Regions from separate parts of the Homo sapiens genome. Here region 2 is linked to region 1. Evidence: chromatin contacts called from ENCODE Hi-C or POLR2A ChIA-PET data. All regions are on one chromosome and are shown on one strand. Each heading gives the region's core, a stretch centred on a gene start or an enhancer-like site at or near the end of the contact. The rest is flanking DNA. Distances are from core to core; before and after follow the strand shown. Region 1 holds the start of MTRES1 (mitochondrial transcription rescue factor 1). Region 2 holds the start of AFG1L (AFG1 like ATPase).

What was found. Hi-C counts contacts between places; a loop is a spot of excess contacts on that map. ChIA-PET counts read pairs that join two places held with the same protein, here RNA polymerase II (POLR2A). Pooled maps may share reads with other maps.
Region 2: a map of CD8-positive, alpha-beta T cell shows a loop between it and region 1 (6-fold over the local background). The contact joins the promoter of AFG1L here to the promoter of MTRES1 in region 1. A Hi-C loop is called at or near these places in 4 of 168 maps with a recorded cell type or tissue (CD4-positive, alpha-beta T cell, CD8-positive, alpha-beta T cell and naive thymus-derived CD4-positive, alpha-beta T cell) and 8 of 50 pooled maps. POLR2A ChIA-PET finds 5 or more read pairs at or near these places in 1 of 52 experiments (Panc1).

Annotation. Positions count from the first base shown.
Region 1 is chr6:107,024,886-107,032,816 of GRCh38, forward strand. It overlaps MTRES1 (mitochondrial transcription rescue factor 1), which reads left to right and starts at 3,314. Exons shown (of 4, transcript NM_016487.5): 1 at 3,314-3,386. RefSeq lists a silencer at 3,133-3,602 and enhancers at 3,713-3,822, 3,933-4,032.
Region 2 is chr6:108,290,078-108,298,008 of GRCh38, forward strand. AFG1L (AFG1 like ATPase) reads left to right here and starts at 4,977. Exons shown (of 13, transcript NM_145315.5): 1 at 4,977-5,141. The coding sequence starts at 5,003. It also overlaps the pseudogene RNU6-1144P. RefSeq lists an enhancer at 4,829-5,318.

The DNA of each region.
Region 1 (7,931 bases), core at 2,064-4,563:
TTTTAGTATCATACAAATAAAGCTGCAGTGCATATCTCTGTACATGTAGATTTATTCCATTCTCAAACAACTCTTATTTATTCAGAACCTACTATGTGCTAGTCACAGTTCTAGGCATTGGATACAGCAGTACGTTAAACATGATTTTTACCCTGATAGGGCTCACATTCTAGTGGGAGTAGACAGAAGAGTTAAATAAGTGGGAAACATATTAGATAGTGATTAGTGTTGTGAAGAAAAATTGAAAAATTTTAGGACATTTAATAATTTTTTTAGGCTGGATCAAAAATATTCTCTTGATCCTTCTGGTCTCAAACTCCTGGGTTCAAGCAATCCTCCTGCCTCAGAGTCCTGAGTAACTGGGACTAGAGACACATGCCATCACGTAGGGGGTTAATTTAAAATAGTATAATTAAGAGAATGCCTCACTTAGAAAATGACATTTGTGTGAAAACCTGAAGGAAGTATGGAAACAAATCACGTGGTCAGCTGAGGGAAGAGGATTCCAGATGGAGGGAAGAAAGTGTGCAAAAGCCCTAAAGCAAGACATCATCTGAGGTTTCCAGGGACCTCATCCGGGAATGGCAAGGAGGCAAGTATGGCTGAACCCAGAGAGGGAGGAGGAAGGTGGTGGGAGATGAGGTCAGTAGTGTAGATGAGGTCAGCAATGTAGGTGAGTTCAGATGCAGAAGGCCTCACCAGCCATTGAAAGGATTTTGGCTTTAACTGTAACATAAGGTGGGTAGCCTGGGATGGTTTTGGGTTTTTGGTTTTTTGTTTGTTTGTTTGTTTGTTTGTTTGAGATGGAGTCTCGCTCTGTCACCCAGGCTGGAGTGCAGTGGCGCGATCTCGGCTCAATGCAACCTCCGCCTCCCAGGTTCAAGTTATTCTCCTGCCTCAGCCTCCTGAGTAGCTGGGATTACAGGCGCACACCACCACGCCCGGCTAATTTTTGTATTTTTAGTAGAGAAAGGGTTTCACTATGTTGGTCAGGCGGGTCTCAAACTCATGACCTCATGATCTGCCCGCCTCGGCCTCCCAAGGTGTTGGAGTTACAGGTATAAGCCACCGCGCCCAGCCCAGGAGGATTTTAAGTAATGACAGGATTTGATTTGTGATTTAATAGGATCACTCTGGTTATTGTCCTGAGGATAGCCTGAAGAAAGGTAAGCCGCCAGGCGTGGTGGCTCACACCTATAATCCCAGAACTTTGGGAGGCTGAGGCGGTGGATGACCTGAGGTCAGGAGTTTGAGACCAGCCTGACCAACATGGTAAAACCCCATCTCTACTAAAAATACAAAAATTAGCTAGGTGTGGTGGTGCACGCCTCTAATCCCAGGTGAGACAGAAAGGGAGAAATTGAGTGTATCTCTAAGATATCTGACCTAAGTAACAGGAAGGGTGGAAGACTCATTAACTGAAATAAGGAATGCTGTGGGAGGAACGCATTGAGACCCGGATCTGGGTTTTGGTCCTATCAAGTTTGAGATTTCCGTTAGATTTCCAAGTGAAGATGTTAAGTAGGCAGTTGTAGTCTTGAATGCAAGAGAATGATCTCGGCTCGCAATACAAATTTGAGGATCGTCCATATATAGATAATATTTAAAGCCACGAAATTGTTGGAGATCGACTGGGGAACTAGGATAGATAAAAAGGAAAAAGATTAGAGGTCTAAGTATGGGGCACTTACTCTTTGGCATTCTAAGGATGTAATGAAAAAACAGCTGGCTGGGAGTGGTGGCTCATGCCTGTAATCCCAGCACTTTGAGATGCCAAGGCAGGTGGATCACTTGAGGTCAGGAGTTTGAGACAAGCCTGGCCAATATTGGTGAAACCCTGTCTCTATTAAAACTACAAAAATTAGCCGGGCATGGTGGTGCGTACCTGTAGTCCCAACTACTAAGGAGGCTGAGGCAGGAGAATCGCTTGAACCCGAGAGTGAAGGTTGCAGTGAGCAGAGATCATGCCATTGCACACCAGCCTGGGGGCCAGAGCAGGCCTCATTCTCAAAAACAAAAAAACAAAACAAAACAAAAGAAAAAACAGGGAAGAAGATTAAGTGGCAAGTGAGGTAGGTGAAACCAATGGGGTATCCTATAACTCAAGTAAGTTGAGGAATGAGACCAGACCTTTGGATTTACATTGCAGAGGTCATCTGTGACTTTGACTAGAAGTTTTGTTAGAATGTTGCAGGGTGACATCTTGTTTGGTGTATGAGTCAGAGTTCTCCACAGACAGACCTAATGAGAGAGGGATGGATGGATGGATGGATGGATGGATGGACGAATGGATGGATAGTTGGTTGGGAGGGAAAGGGGAATTGGCTCACGTGTAAATTGCGTTGGTCTTGAAAAGATGTTTCCTTAAACTGCGAGTCTGACGTATTTGCACATTTTTCTGGAAACAACGCCTATATCTCTTGGAGATGTTCAAAGAGGGCGGGCTCGGTGGCTTACACCTGTAATCCCAGCACTTTAAGAGGCTGAGGCTGGAAGATCGCTTCTCTTGAGTCCCAGCCTGGGCAATATGGCGAAACCCCATCTCTACAAACAAAACAAAACAAAACAAAAATTAGCAGGCCGTGGTGGCACACACCTGGAGTCCCAGGTACTGGGGAGGCTGAGGTGGGGAGAACAGCTTGAGCCTGGGTAGCAGAGGTTGCAGTGAGCCGAGATCGCACCATTGCACTCCGGGCAACAGAGTGAGACCCTGTCAAAAAAAAAAATGTTCAAAGGGGTTAGTGGTCCCAGAGAAAGGATCACTTCATTAATAATTAAGATGATTAGCCGGTCATGGTGGCTCACGCCTGTAGTCCCAGCTACTTAGGAGACTGAGGAACGACAATCGCTTGAACCCGGGAGGCGGAGGTCGCAGTGAGCTGAGATTACGCCGCTGCACTCCAGCCTGGGCAAGAGTGAGACTCGGTTTCAAAAAAAAAAAAAAAAGAAAAAAGAATTAAGATGGCCGGGCGCGGTGGCTCACGCCTGTAATCCCAGCACTTTGGGAGGCCGAGGAGAGCGGATCACGAGGGCGGGAGATCGAGACCATCCTGGCTAAAACGGTGAAACCCTGTCTCTGCTAAAAACACAAAAAAATTAGCCGGGCGTGGTGGTGGGCGCCTGTAGTCCCAGCTACTCAGGAGGCTGAGGCAGGAGAATGGCGTGAACCCGGGAGAATGGTGTGCCCCGAGCCTACTTCCCGCGCAGTCCTCCAAGACGCGGCCTCCAGCAGGGGTCGCTGCTTCGCTGCCGCCCTGGCCTCGCGCCCCGCCCGACCCGCTCTCACTGCGCCGGCGCCGGCGGAAGGGGCGGGGCGCAGATAGGGGTAGCCTGGAGGCCTGCAGTCCGCGCGGCCGCGGGGAGGGACGAGAGGGCCTGACGTACAGGTGAGTGCGCCTCTGCTGGCGCGCCGCGCCGGGCCCCCTGCCCGCGCCCCCTGTCACTTCGCCTCTCCGCCCCGCCCACGCTCCCGCCGGGTCTCCCCGTGAGTGTCCCGTGTCCTGCCAGCCTCGGGACGCCCCGCGAGCTCAGGGCTGCGCAGGGACTGTGGTAATTGAGCGCGGCGAAGCCTTCCGTTCCTGCCTCCTGTCGCTCCTGCTGGCTCCGAATGCAGACTGCGAACCCGGGGACGCAGTTGTCCATTTCCTTTGACCTTGGGGACCCAGGAAGGTGCACTGCCCGCGGGGGTGGGGAGGGAGCGAGAGGAATCCGACCCTGTCTCAGCCCACAGCCTCCGAGGTCTCCAAGTAAAGGGAAGGATCTTTAGCTGCATTAGACTTCAAAGCGTTTAGACCAGTTTCTCCATCTTACGGAGCGGTGAACGGGCTCAGGAATGTGGAGCGTTTCCTGGCGTCAAGCAGGTCAAAGTCAGCGCTGCTTTTTTTACAGACACTGCTTTTCTTACAGTCTTCGGTTAGTTCAGATTGTATACCTCTCCTGAAGATGTCACCCAAAACCTCCTATGGGATTCTGCCGTGATCATCTCTCCACTCATCCCACACCAACGCCAAAGAGATCTTTTAAAATGAACTTCCATCAGGTCACTTCCCAGGGTCCATCATTGCGTGTTCTTTTCCTGATTCATTCGAATGCACCCGTCCTCCTGATCAATTTTTATTCCACAGGGTGTTGTTTTGTTTTGTTTTGTTTTGTTTTTTTGAGACGGAGTCTTGCTCTGTCGCCCAGGCTGGAGTGCAATGGCGGGATCTCGGCTCACTGCAAGCTCCGCCTCCCAGGTTCACGCCATTCTCCTGCCTCAGCCTCCCCAGCAGCTGGGACTACAGGCGCACACCGCCACACCCGGCTATTTTTTTTTTTTTTGAGACGCAGTCTCGCTCTGTCGCCCAGGCTGGAGTGCAGTGGCGCGATCTCTGCTCACTGCAAGCTCCGCCTCCCGGGTTCACGCCATTCTCCCGCCTCAGCCTCCCGAGTAGCTGGGACTACAGGCGCCTGCCACCACGCCCGGCTAATTTTTTGTATTTTTAGTAGAGACGGGGTTTCACCGTGTTAGCCAGGATGGTCTCGATTTCCTGACTTCCTGATCCGCACGCCTAAGCCTCCGACAGTGCTGGGATTACAGGCGTGAGCCACCGCGCCCGGCCTGTTTTGTTGTTTTTTTTTTTGACACTCGCTCTGTCGCCGAGGCTAGAATGCACTGGTGTGAACTCGGCTCACTGCAGCCTCCCCCTCCCAGGTTCAAGCGATTCTTCAGCCTCAGCCTCCCAAATAGCTGTGACTACAGGTGTGCACCACCACGCTTGGCTAATTTTTGTATTTTTAGTAGAGACGAGGTTTCACCATGTTGACCAGGCTGGTCTTGAACTCCTGGCCTCAAGTGATCCGCCCGCCTCAGCCTCCCCAAGTACTGGAATTACAGGCATGAGCCACCGCGCCCATACTATTTTTATTTTAGATCTCACTGTGTTGCCCAGGCTGATCTCAAACTCTTGGACACAAGCGAGTCTCCTGCCTTGGCCTCCCAAAGTGCTGGGATTATAGGCGTGAGCCACCTGCCTGACCTCATCTTGCCCTCTCAATCCCCCTTACCCTGCTCCACTTTCTTCCCCCAGTGCATTAACCACCAGCTATCATATAATTTACAGGGTGTTTTTTTTTTTGTCTACCTGTTTCCCCTACTAGACTATAAACTCTACAAGAATAGGAATCTTCGTATTTTTTTCCTCTGCTGAATTCCTAGTGCCCAGATTAGTGCTTGGCACATGGTAAGTGCTTAATTAAGGGGAGGATGCCAGTGTTGCTGAAGCTGAATTTGCAAGAGTCAAATTGGCAGATGAGGTTGGAGAGGAAATGGGGGTTGAGGGAGCACCAGATCCTATAGAGCCTTTAGACCATCGTAGAGACTTTGCTGTTCTCTGAGTGCTTTGGTAGGGATTTGAGGAAAGGAGTGACATCGTATGAATGACTTTATTATGTGCCCACGTGGAGGTGTCAAATAGGCAGCTATTGTGTTGCAGGTCCCCAGGTTCATTGATTCACTAAGAGGACTCAAAAGACTCAGCACGTAGTCATACTCACAGCTGTGATTTATTATAGCAAAAGGATACAAAGCAAAATAAGCAAAGGGAAAAGATGCATGGGACACAGTCTGGAGGAAACCCGGTGCAGTCTTCTAAGAGTCCTCTCCTAGTGGAGTCACATGGGGTATGCTTAATTCTTGCAGCATCAAATTATGACAAGACGTGAGAGATCTATCAGGAAAGCTTGTAGAGCTCATTTTTCCAATAAAAAGTCACATAGGCACTGTCTGCCTAGAATGTGCCAAAATTTCCGCCGCCCAGAAAAAAAGCAGGTGTTTAGAATCACATTGTACAGTTTCCAGCACAGTGAGCCACTCTTATCCAGGTGGGAATTGTGGGAACCCTCGTGAAGTTCAAGTTCTGAGACACTAGCCAAGGGCCAACTTTGCAAGCAGGCATTCTAAGGATAGCAGTCTCAGGCCTGTTATGTTAACTCGTTTCTGCACAGATGTACGAGTCTGGAATTTGGGAGAAAGTTCTGGAATGGGGATATAGATTAGGGTGTGGTTGGCATATAGGTGGTATTTAAAGCCACAGAAATGATTGATGTCTTGATAATGCATTTGTAAGAACTAATTGGGTACATTTAAGAGCTGAGCTGGATAAAGTGAATGTAGAAGAGAAGAGGACCAAAGATAGAGCCCTGGGCCGCTCCAACTTTAAGATATCAGGGAGGGCCGGGCACAGTGGCTCAGGCCTGTAATCCTAGCACTTTGGGAGGCTGAGGTGGGCGGGTCACTTGAGGTCAGGATTTCCAGACCAGCCTGGCCAAGGTGGTGAAACCCTGTGTCTACTAAAAATATAAAAAGTGGCCGGGTGTGGTGGTGGGCGCCTGTAATCCCAGCTACTCTGGAGGCTGAGGTGGGAGACTATGGCTTGAACTGGGGAGGCAGAGGTTGCAGTGAGCCAAGATCGCGCCACCCACTGCATTCCAGCCTGGGCAACAGAGGAAGACCCTGTCTCAAAAAAAAAAAAAAGAAAAAAAAAGAAAAAAGGAGAAGAGAAGGAGGCAGCAAAGGAGTCTTTTCTTTTTTTTTTTTTTGAGATAGAGTTTCGCTCCTGTTGCCCAGGCTGGAGTGCAATGGCTTCGGCTCACTGCAGCCTCCGCCTCCCAGGTTCAAGTGATTCTCCTGCCTCAACCTCCTGAGTAGCTAGGATTACAGATGCCTGCCATCGTGCCCAGCTATTTTTTTTTTTTGAGACGTCTCACTCTTGTTGTCCAGGCTGGAGTGCAATGGCGCAATCTCAGCTCACTGCAACCTCTGCCTCCCGGGTTCAAGCGGTTCTCGTGCCTCATCCTACTGAGTAGCTGGGATTACAGGCACGTGCCACCACATTCAGCTAATTTTTGTATTAGTAGTAGAGACAGGGTTTCTCCATGTTGGTCAGGCTGGTCTCGAACTCCCGACCTCAGGTGATCCACCCACCTCGGCCTCCCAAAGTGCTGGGATTACAGGCATGAGCCACCGTGTCCGGCCAGCAGAGGAGTCTTGAGAAGCAGCAGCCACAGGAGAGACAGGAAGAAAACCAAGAGTAAGGTGTCTTGGCGACCAAGTGAAGAAGAGAGGCGTGATCGGTTTTTTCAAGTGCTGCTGAGGAGTCAATTAAGATGAGGACTAACATGACCTTTTGGATTTAGAAAATGAAAGGAGTGGAATTGAGGAGAGTTAGACAACTGTTTTGAGAAGTTTTATGGTAAAGAGGAGCAAGAAAAGAGGTGGTAGCTGGGGAGGAGTGGAGGCAAGAGGTTTGTGTAATTGCTTGCTTTTGAATGAGACAAAAGTAACAGCATCCTCTCCTTTACTATAGCCACCCCCACGTTGATTCATTTCCTCACATATGCCAAGTGCCTGGCTAGGCCTTGGTAAAACACGCAATTCTTGTCATCAGGGAACTGCCATTTAAGTGGAATGTGGGCAAGTAAACTGACTGCCAGGGCACACATGTAAAAGCAGGTCCAGGGGAGGTTGAACCCTGCATCAGCTGGAGCTCAGAGCAAGAATGCCTGAGCTGGGTGCAGTGGATCACGCCTGTAATTCCAGCACTTTGGGAGGCCGAGGCAGGCGGATTACAAGGTTAGGAGTTCGAGACCAGCCTGGCCAACATAGTGAAACCCCATCTCTGCTAAAGATGCAAAAATTAGCCAGGCGTGGTGCCGTGTGCCTGTAGTCCCAGTTACTGGGGAGGCTGAGGCGGGAGAATTGCTTGAACCCAGGAGGCGGAGGTTGCAGTGAGCTGAGCACTGCACACCAGCCCGGGTGACAGTGCAAGACTCCATCTCAAAAAAATAAAAAAATGCCTGAGCATCCTTGAATGCTCATCCTCATTCATCCTTGAATGAGAGAAAAATAACAGCATGCCAATGGACTGGTCCATTATCAAGCAAAAAAATCA
Region 2 (7,931 bases), core at 3,727-6,226, 1.3 Mb after region 1:
CTTGGCTGCTTCATGCCAATGGCCTATTCCATCTGCAGTCTGTCTCTGTCAATGGCTCAATGGCATCCTCTAAAATGGCAACCTCATGAACCTGGAAATGGAAAATCCCAATCACCCATATTTATTATGAATTACCATCTCATTTATTTAGATCCTACTTGAAAAATATTTTTCTTTTGCCTTTAATGAGTTTCGTGAATTTGCTACTTGATGTTCTGTAGCACTTTCTTCTACTTAAAAATTTCTGCTGGGCACAGTGGCTCACACCTGTAATCCCAGGACTTTGGGAGGTTGAAGCAGGCTGATTGCTTGAGTCCAGGAGTTTGAGACTAGCCTGGGCAACATGGTGAAAGCCCATCCCTACAAAAAATTAGGTGAGTGCATGGGGCATGCCTGCAGTTTCAGCTACTCAGGAGGCTGAGGTGGGAGGATTTTTTGAGCCCAGGAGGCAGAGGTTGCAGTGAGCTGAGATCATGCCACCGCACTCCAGCCTGGGCAAGAGTGAGACCCTGACTCAAAAAAATTTTTTTCCACTGTTTTCAACCTTAGAGTGCATTCCTTATTTCTACGATTCTTGGATATCATGAATCTGTGTTGTCCTAGGCATACCCTTATTTTATTTTATTTAAAAAAATGTTGGCCAGGCAAGGTGGCTCATACCTGTAATCCCAGCACCTTGGGAAGCCAAGGCAGGTGGATTGCTTGAGCCCAGGAGTTTTGAGACCACCCTGGGCAACATGGCAAAATCCTCTCTAATAATACCAAAACAAATAGCTGGGCATGATGGCGTGCACCTATAGTCCCAGCTACTAGGGAGGCTGGGGTAGGAGGATCACCTGAGCCTGGAAGGCAGAGGCTGCAGTGAGCCGAGATCATGCCACTGTACTCCAGCCTGGGTGACAGAGTGAAACCCTGTCTCAATCAATCAATCAATCAATCAATCGATAGAGATGGGGTCTCGCTATGTTTCTCAGGCTGGCTGGCCTCAAGTGATGCTCCCACCTTGGCCTCCCAAAGTGCTGGAATTATAGGCATGAGCCATGGTGCTGGTCCTGTTCCTTATTTTAGGCTTGGATATTATTCTTCTCAATTTCTATTTACAATAATTTCTGATTAACAGTTTGTGTATACTGTATATATTATCTCATTTAATTCTCACAAAACCTGTGAGGTAGCCAACATAGAAACCACCCTAATTTTATAGATAAGAAAAACAGGCTGGGCGTGGTGACTCAAGCCTATATCCTCAGTATACTGGGAGGCTGAGGCGGGAGGAACACTTGAGGGGCCTGGGGAATATGGGGAGAACCTGTCTCTACAAAAAATGTAAAAATTTTAGCCGGGCATGGTGGCACATGCCTGTGGTCCTAGCTACTCGGGACACTGAGGTGGGAGGATTGCCCTCTTAAGCCAGAGAGGTCAAGGTTGCAGTGAGCCGAGATCCCACCACTGCACTCCAGCCTGGGTGGCAGAGAAAGACCCTGTCTCAAAAAAAAAAAAAAAAGAAAAAGAAGAAAAACAGAGAGAGCTTGAATTAGTGACAAAATCAGAGCTGAAATATAACTCCTGACTCAGTATGTTTTCTATTGACCACTTTCTTTCTTATTTCCTCATTTCTTTCATTGTATTTGTCCTTCTCTAGACTATTTTAGTTTGGTTTTATGCTTAATATTAGATGCCAGAGCTACTTGCCATTTTCTCTAGGAAGATTTTTTAAATAAGGACAAGAAAATACCTTGTAATTTTATGACTTATTTCAAATAGTTTTCCTGACAATGTTAAAAAATTTTTTCAGGCTAATTATTTTGTTTAATTTGTTTTAGGAATTGCAGGAACAGCAGGATTAATGTTTTAATAAAATGGTTTACAATGGCTACTTAGTCTTCTGGTCATTCTCTTGACTACATCAATTATAATATAATTGAATACATCAATTACAATCTAAGTTATTAAGTTAATCTAAGTTATTTCCCTCTAAATTAGCTTACATTTGTACAAAATAAAGTTAATTTCCTAAGTTTCTACTTGCACAACCATGTGAAAATTTCCTGTAGGTCTTCTTTGGCATCAAATTATCCATGAGTGCTTATATCACCTCCATAATTATTAAGCTGTTGGAATTTCTAATAAAGGATAATTTCATTGGCCAAGGCAAGTGATTTTTCGGAGCAAACATAATGAAATCTAAATACTCTCTGAGAGTCTTTTGAGTGTGATAAATACATATGCAAGTCAAGGGAGAAACAATCAGATTTTTCAAAAGGTCTTTCACAAAGTGTCACACCAAAAATTAGCAACAAAATAAAAAAAAAATCACCATAGTATGGAAGAACAGTTTGTCATGTCAGGCAGTGGAATTACAGAGAGAAGATAAATAGTACGTGTAAATTGGCTTATTTTGACAGATACAATCAAAATAATTTTTTCCATGAATGATTTGACCAAGTTGGTAGAGACGTCTCTAAATTATTATACCGTGCTACACTTTCTCTTTCTTGTTTCTTTGGAATCCCTCTTCTAGTGTGGACCAACTGTCTGACTTCCTAGAGTTCTTCTTAGTGTAGTCTTTTCATTTGTTTTCACACAACTGAAGTTTCTCCTTCCTATACTCCAGACTTTCTTGCCTGCCTGACTTCACTGTATTCCCTGTTCTTGGAAGGTCTTTATCTCTTAAAAGTTAAGCTTGTAGTGCTTGCTTTGGCAGCACATATATTAAAATTGGAACGATACAGAGATTAGCATGATCTCTGCGCAAGGATGACACACAAATTCGTGAAGTAGTCCATGTTTTTAAAAATTAAAAAAAAAAAAGCTTTAAAGCTTGGGATGGTGGTTGGCACCTGTAGTCCCAGCTACTGGGGAGGCTGAAGCAGGAGGATCATGTAAGTTCAGGTGTTCAAGGCTACTATGCACAATGATGGAGTCTGTGAATAGCCACAGCACTTGGGCCTGGGCAACATAGTGAGGCCACTTCTCTTAAAAAAAAAAAAAACAAAAAACAAAAAAACAAAAGTTGAGTTTTTAGAAGGCCTTTTTGATTTACCAGCCAAACTGCTCTCTCATTGATTCCACAACACTGAATTATCTTTTAGCATGATCTCTGCGCAAGGATGACACACAAATTCGTGAAGTAGTCCATGTTTTTAAAAATTAAAAAAAAAAAAGCTTTAAAGCTTGGGATGGTGGTTGGCACCTGTAGTCCCAGCTACTGGGGAGGCTGAAGCAGGAGGATCATGTAAGTTCAGGTGTTCAAGGCTACTATGCACAATGATGGAGTCTGTGAATAGCCACAGCACTTGGGCCTGGGCAACATAGTGAGGCCACTTCTCTTAAAAAAAAAAAAACAAAAAACAAAAAAACAAAAGTTGAGTTTTTAGAAGGCCTTTTTGATTTACCAGCCAAACTGCTCTCTCATTGATTCCACAACACTGAATTATCTTTATTTTTAAAAAAATTTATTCTAAAAGTCTTTGTATTTTGTTCCCTCCCCCTTCCCCCTTCCCCTCCCCTTCACTCCCCCTTCCCCTCCCCTTCACTCCCCCTTCCCCTCCCCTCCTCTTCTCTTTTCTTTTTTTGAGACAGAGTCTCGCTCAGCTGCCCAGGCTGGAGTGCAGTGGCACGATCTCGACTCACTGCAGCCACCCTCTCCCGGATTCAAGCGATTCTCCCTGCCTCCGCCTCCCAAGTAGCTGGGATTATAGGCACCTGCCATCATGCCGGCTAATTTTTGTATTTTAGTAGAGACAGGGTTTCACCATGTTGGCTAGGCTGGTCTTGAACTCCTGACCTCAGGTGATACGCCTGCCTCAGCCTCCTAAAGTGCTAGGATTACAGGCGTGAGCCACCGCGCCGGGCCTTCTCTTTTTTTTTTTTTTTTTGTTTTTTTTTTGTTTTTTTGAGACAGGGACTCACTCTGTCTCCCAGGCAGGAGTGCAGTGGCACAATCCCAGCTCACTACAGCCTCCACCTCCTGGACGCAACCCCCACCTCGGCCTCCCTAGTAACTAGGACTACAGGGCACAGGCCACCATGCCCAGTTTTGTATTTTTTGCAGAGACAGGATCTCGCTATGTTGCCCAGACTGGTCTCAAACTCCCGGGCTCAAGCGATTCTCCTGCCTGGGCCTCCCAGGCATGAGCCACCTAGCCCGGCCTGTATTATCTTTTCTGGAATTCATCTCGCTTACTGGATTGCCAGCCTCTTCTGGACAGCAATTTGTACTCCTAATTCGCTTATTATAGTATGTCAAAGCATTTATTGTTTAATCAAATTAGGGCAGATCAATGAGAAGTTACCCTTCGGATACACTGTCCCATGACTTCTCCGTCCACCGACAGTCCTTCTTAGGCCCTTGGCTTTCCCATGCCACTTATACAATCTTTCAAAACATTTGAGTGCGTACCATTTATATTATTCAAATACGAAAAGGGAAAGCGGTAGGCGCACATTTCAGGTACTCGTCAAAGATGAGTTGGACGCTGGAGATAAAATAAAAAATGGGCCTACCATTTAGGGAGGTGTGACGAAGTGACACCACTCTTCCGTTAAAACCCGAGGGCCCATTGGGTCACCTCCATTTTATTCAGGTTTCGGAATCTCGGTCATGTGAGCTAACTTAAAAGGCTCAAGAGTGGTTACCTGCCTACCCGTCATAATCACTTCCCAATTCCTTGAAAACTTCGGGTTCCTCGGCCGGCCGCCAGCGCCGGGCGGAGAATCGCCCTCCCTCCCACTGCCCAGACTGGAGCTGCCTGTTCCGTTCCACCCCGCCCCACCCCACTGCATGCTGGGAGTCGTAGTCCCGGCTGGCAGCGTCCGGAAGGACGGGAGGGCACGGGAGTGCAGCCCGCCCATGTGGCTACTGGAGGTCACGTTCCCTAACTGATCCCTTGGTTCTCTCGGGTGGAGCCTTCAGCGTGCACGGCGGGGTTTGACTTTGCCACCGTCTCTCTTCTGGGTTCCAATAAAGTTTTCCTCTTCCTCTCCTCGTACGGAGTTCAAGATGGCGGCCTCCTGGTCGCTCTTGGTTACCCTGCGCCCCTTAGCACAGAGCCCGCTGAGAGGGAGATGTGTTGGGTGCGGGGCCTGGGCCGCCGCTCTCGCTCCTCTGGCCACCGCCCCTGGGAAGCCCTTTTGGAAAGGTCAGTGACTGTGCCATGAGTAGTCCGAGCCGACTGCATATGACTGGAGAAGCCTCTGGGATTACCCTCCCTGTCCGATCTACCCCAGGTGTCTCCTGCTTTCACGAAGCTGAGGGCTCCTCGAGAGGAGTTTCCATTTCTCTTGACCTTTTATACTGTCTGTGAATGAGCCCTGAGCACTGAGGGAAATGACCCTGAGTGACTTTCATTTTGAGGGTCAGAGGTTGACTCAGAGTTTGTTCCTTCCGGGACGTTTAGAGAGCTGAACCTAGTGGGAGTGCCTGGCTTGAAGAGATGCAGGTGTGGGGTTGGGGCCTGGGGACCCCTACCCTCTGCGTTTTCCAAGCTCTCGGGGCTGGTGACTGACGGGCACTGGAGGAAGAGCCGCGCCTGGGACCTCTGCAGGCCCTGATGTCTCTCGTGATTCTAGGAAGGAAGGTCCACACACATTCTCAGATTGAGGGATCGATTCTTGGTGTTCTTTTCAAGTCACTAGGGGCTTCAGTGGAATTATTTTGTCACCGGGCTTTCTTTCTCCCTGGCTTCCTTCATTCAGTTATATGTTCATGAATGAATGAATGAATGTATATTCTGAGTAACCAAGAGTGCCAGTTTTACTGCTCTATTCATGTATTCGCACTAAACTGCACGATTTTCAAAGGCAAGGACATTGTGTCATTGTTTCCTAAGCACTTAGCGCAATGATTGGTACTTGACGTGCAAATATGATTTTTGAGTGAATGAATGAATGAAATTATTCTCCTTGTCTCCCTCATCCACATACTCGTTTTCCTTTTTCTCAAATCCAAGCAACCCCTGTAATATACCTTAATAGATTGATAGACCTTAATAAGGTATATACCTTAATAGATTATTTATTAATTTAGCTAAAAATATGACAATCTTTGACCCTTATCATCAATGCAGTTGAAATTAATACTAGAACTTTGATTAGGTCACCTTACGTCTTTCTGCAAAGATTAGCATAATGCATTTAGTATAATGGAATAGGCTCCACACACTGCCTGGGGGTAGCCCTGATCTGCTGGAGTAGTCGTTAAAAGTAAATAAATAAATAAAGATATAATGGAATATTCTGGTAGTGTAAGCTGTGGATTATAATATAAATTTTATTTTTCATTTTTGGTAGTCAATAAAAGCAAATGCTATAAATTTCAACAGGTGCAAGAAAGAATATGGCAAAATGTAAGGCTTTTTTCTATCCCTATCCCTTAGCTGCTTAGTTTTTCTCCTCAGAGGCAATCTGTGATACTAGTTTCTTATGTATTCTTCCAGATATATTCTGTGTATGTATAAGCATATACATATATAGATAATGGTATTAAAAAAATAGAAGTAGTAACATGCTGTACACATTGTTTTGTGTATACAGCAGTTAATTCTGTTAATTGTTAATTTCTTTTTAAATTTAGTAGCTTGGAGATCATTCCATATCAATACCATATCAATTTCATATGAATAGAACTGCCTCGTGTTTTAAGTTTTAAAAATAGTATTCCATTCTATGTATATACCATGATTTATGAACATTAAAGATTTAAGGAGCATCATTATAACATATAAAATTCACTGAATGCTTATTCTGTGTCATACAATATACTAAGTACTTTCTACATACATTATCTTATTATTCCTCATTATCCTCATTTTGGAGATCATGAATCCAAGGTTGCTGAAGTTATATGGCTAGTAAGTGTCAGAACTGGATTCAAGTGAAGGCTGTGCTATTAATCTATACTCACACTTTCTCCAATACACAAAATTTAGCCAATTCTGGGTGTGAAGATTTGATGAAAATGCAGTTAGGTTAGAGGTCCATTTAATTGTATCTAAGGACGCTCCCTTCCCCTCTTTATTTTTATTTTGTTTATTTATTTATTTTTTTGAGATAGAGCCTTGCTCTGTCTCCCAGACTGGAGTGCAATGGTACAATCTCGGCTCACTGCAACCTCCACCTCCTGGATTCAAGCAATTCTCCCTGCCTCAGCCTCCCTAGTAGCTGAGATCACAGGCACCCACCACCACGCCTGGCTAGTTTTTGTATTTTTAGTAGAGATGGGGTTTCACCATGTTGGGCAGGCTGGTCTCAAACTCCTGACCTCAGGTGATCCGGAGCCTCGGCCCCCCAAAATGCTGGGATTACAGGCGTGAGCCATGGTGCCCTGCCCCCATCTTTAAATAAAAGGAAAATTTTAGTTGAAATTTTGTTCAGTATTCAGAGTCTGATTTACAAATCGATTTTCTATCCCTTTCCTGTTTTTTTGGGGGGGTACATTTCTATTTTACCTTCATTTTTCATCTTTTGAAGTCTACTATTTAGTACAGTGTAATGTGGCTGGGTGTGGTGGCTCACACCTGTAATCCTGGCACTTTGGAAGCCTGAGGGAGTAGGATCACTTGAGCTCAGGAGTTTGAGACCAGCCTGGGCAACATGGCAAAACCCCCTCTCTATAAAAAATACAAAACTTAGCCGGGTGTGGTGGTGCACGCCTGTAGTCCCAGCTACTTGGGAGGCTGAGGTGGGAGGATCACTTGAGCCCAGGAAGTCGAGGCTGCAGTGAGCTGAGAGAGATGGCGTCACTGCACTGCAGGCTGGGTGACAGAGTGAGAACCTGTCTCAAAAAAAAAAAAAAAAAAAAAGGAAAAGTGAATGAACCTGAGTTCTAGCCCTTGAATAGCCCATAGTCTTGAGAGGCATATGGAATTATGGTAGCCAGCATTTGATGAGCCCCTTCTGTGTTCTAGGCACTTTGCTTGCAGTTTCTGTTT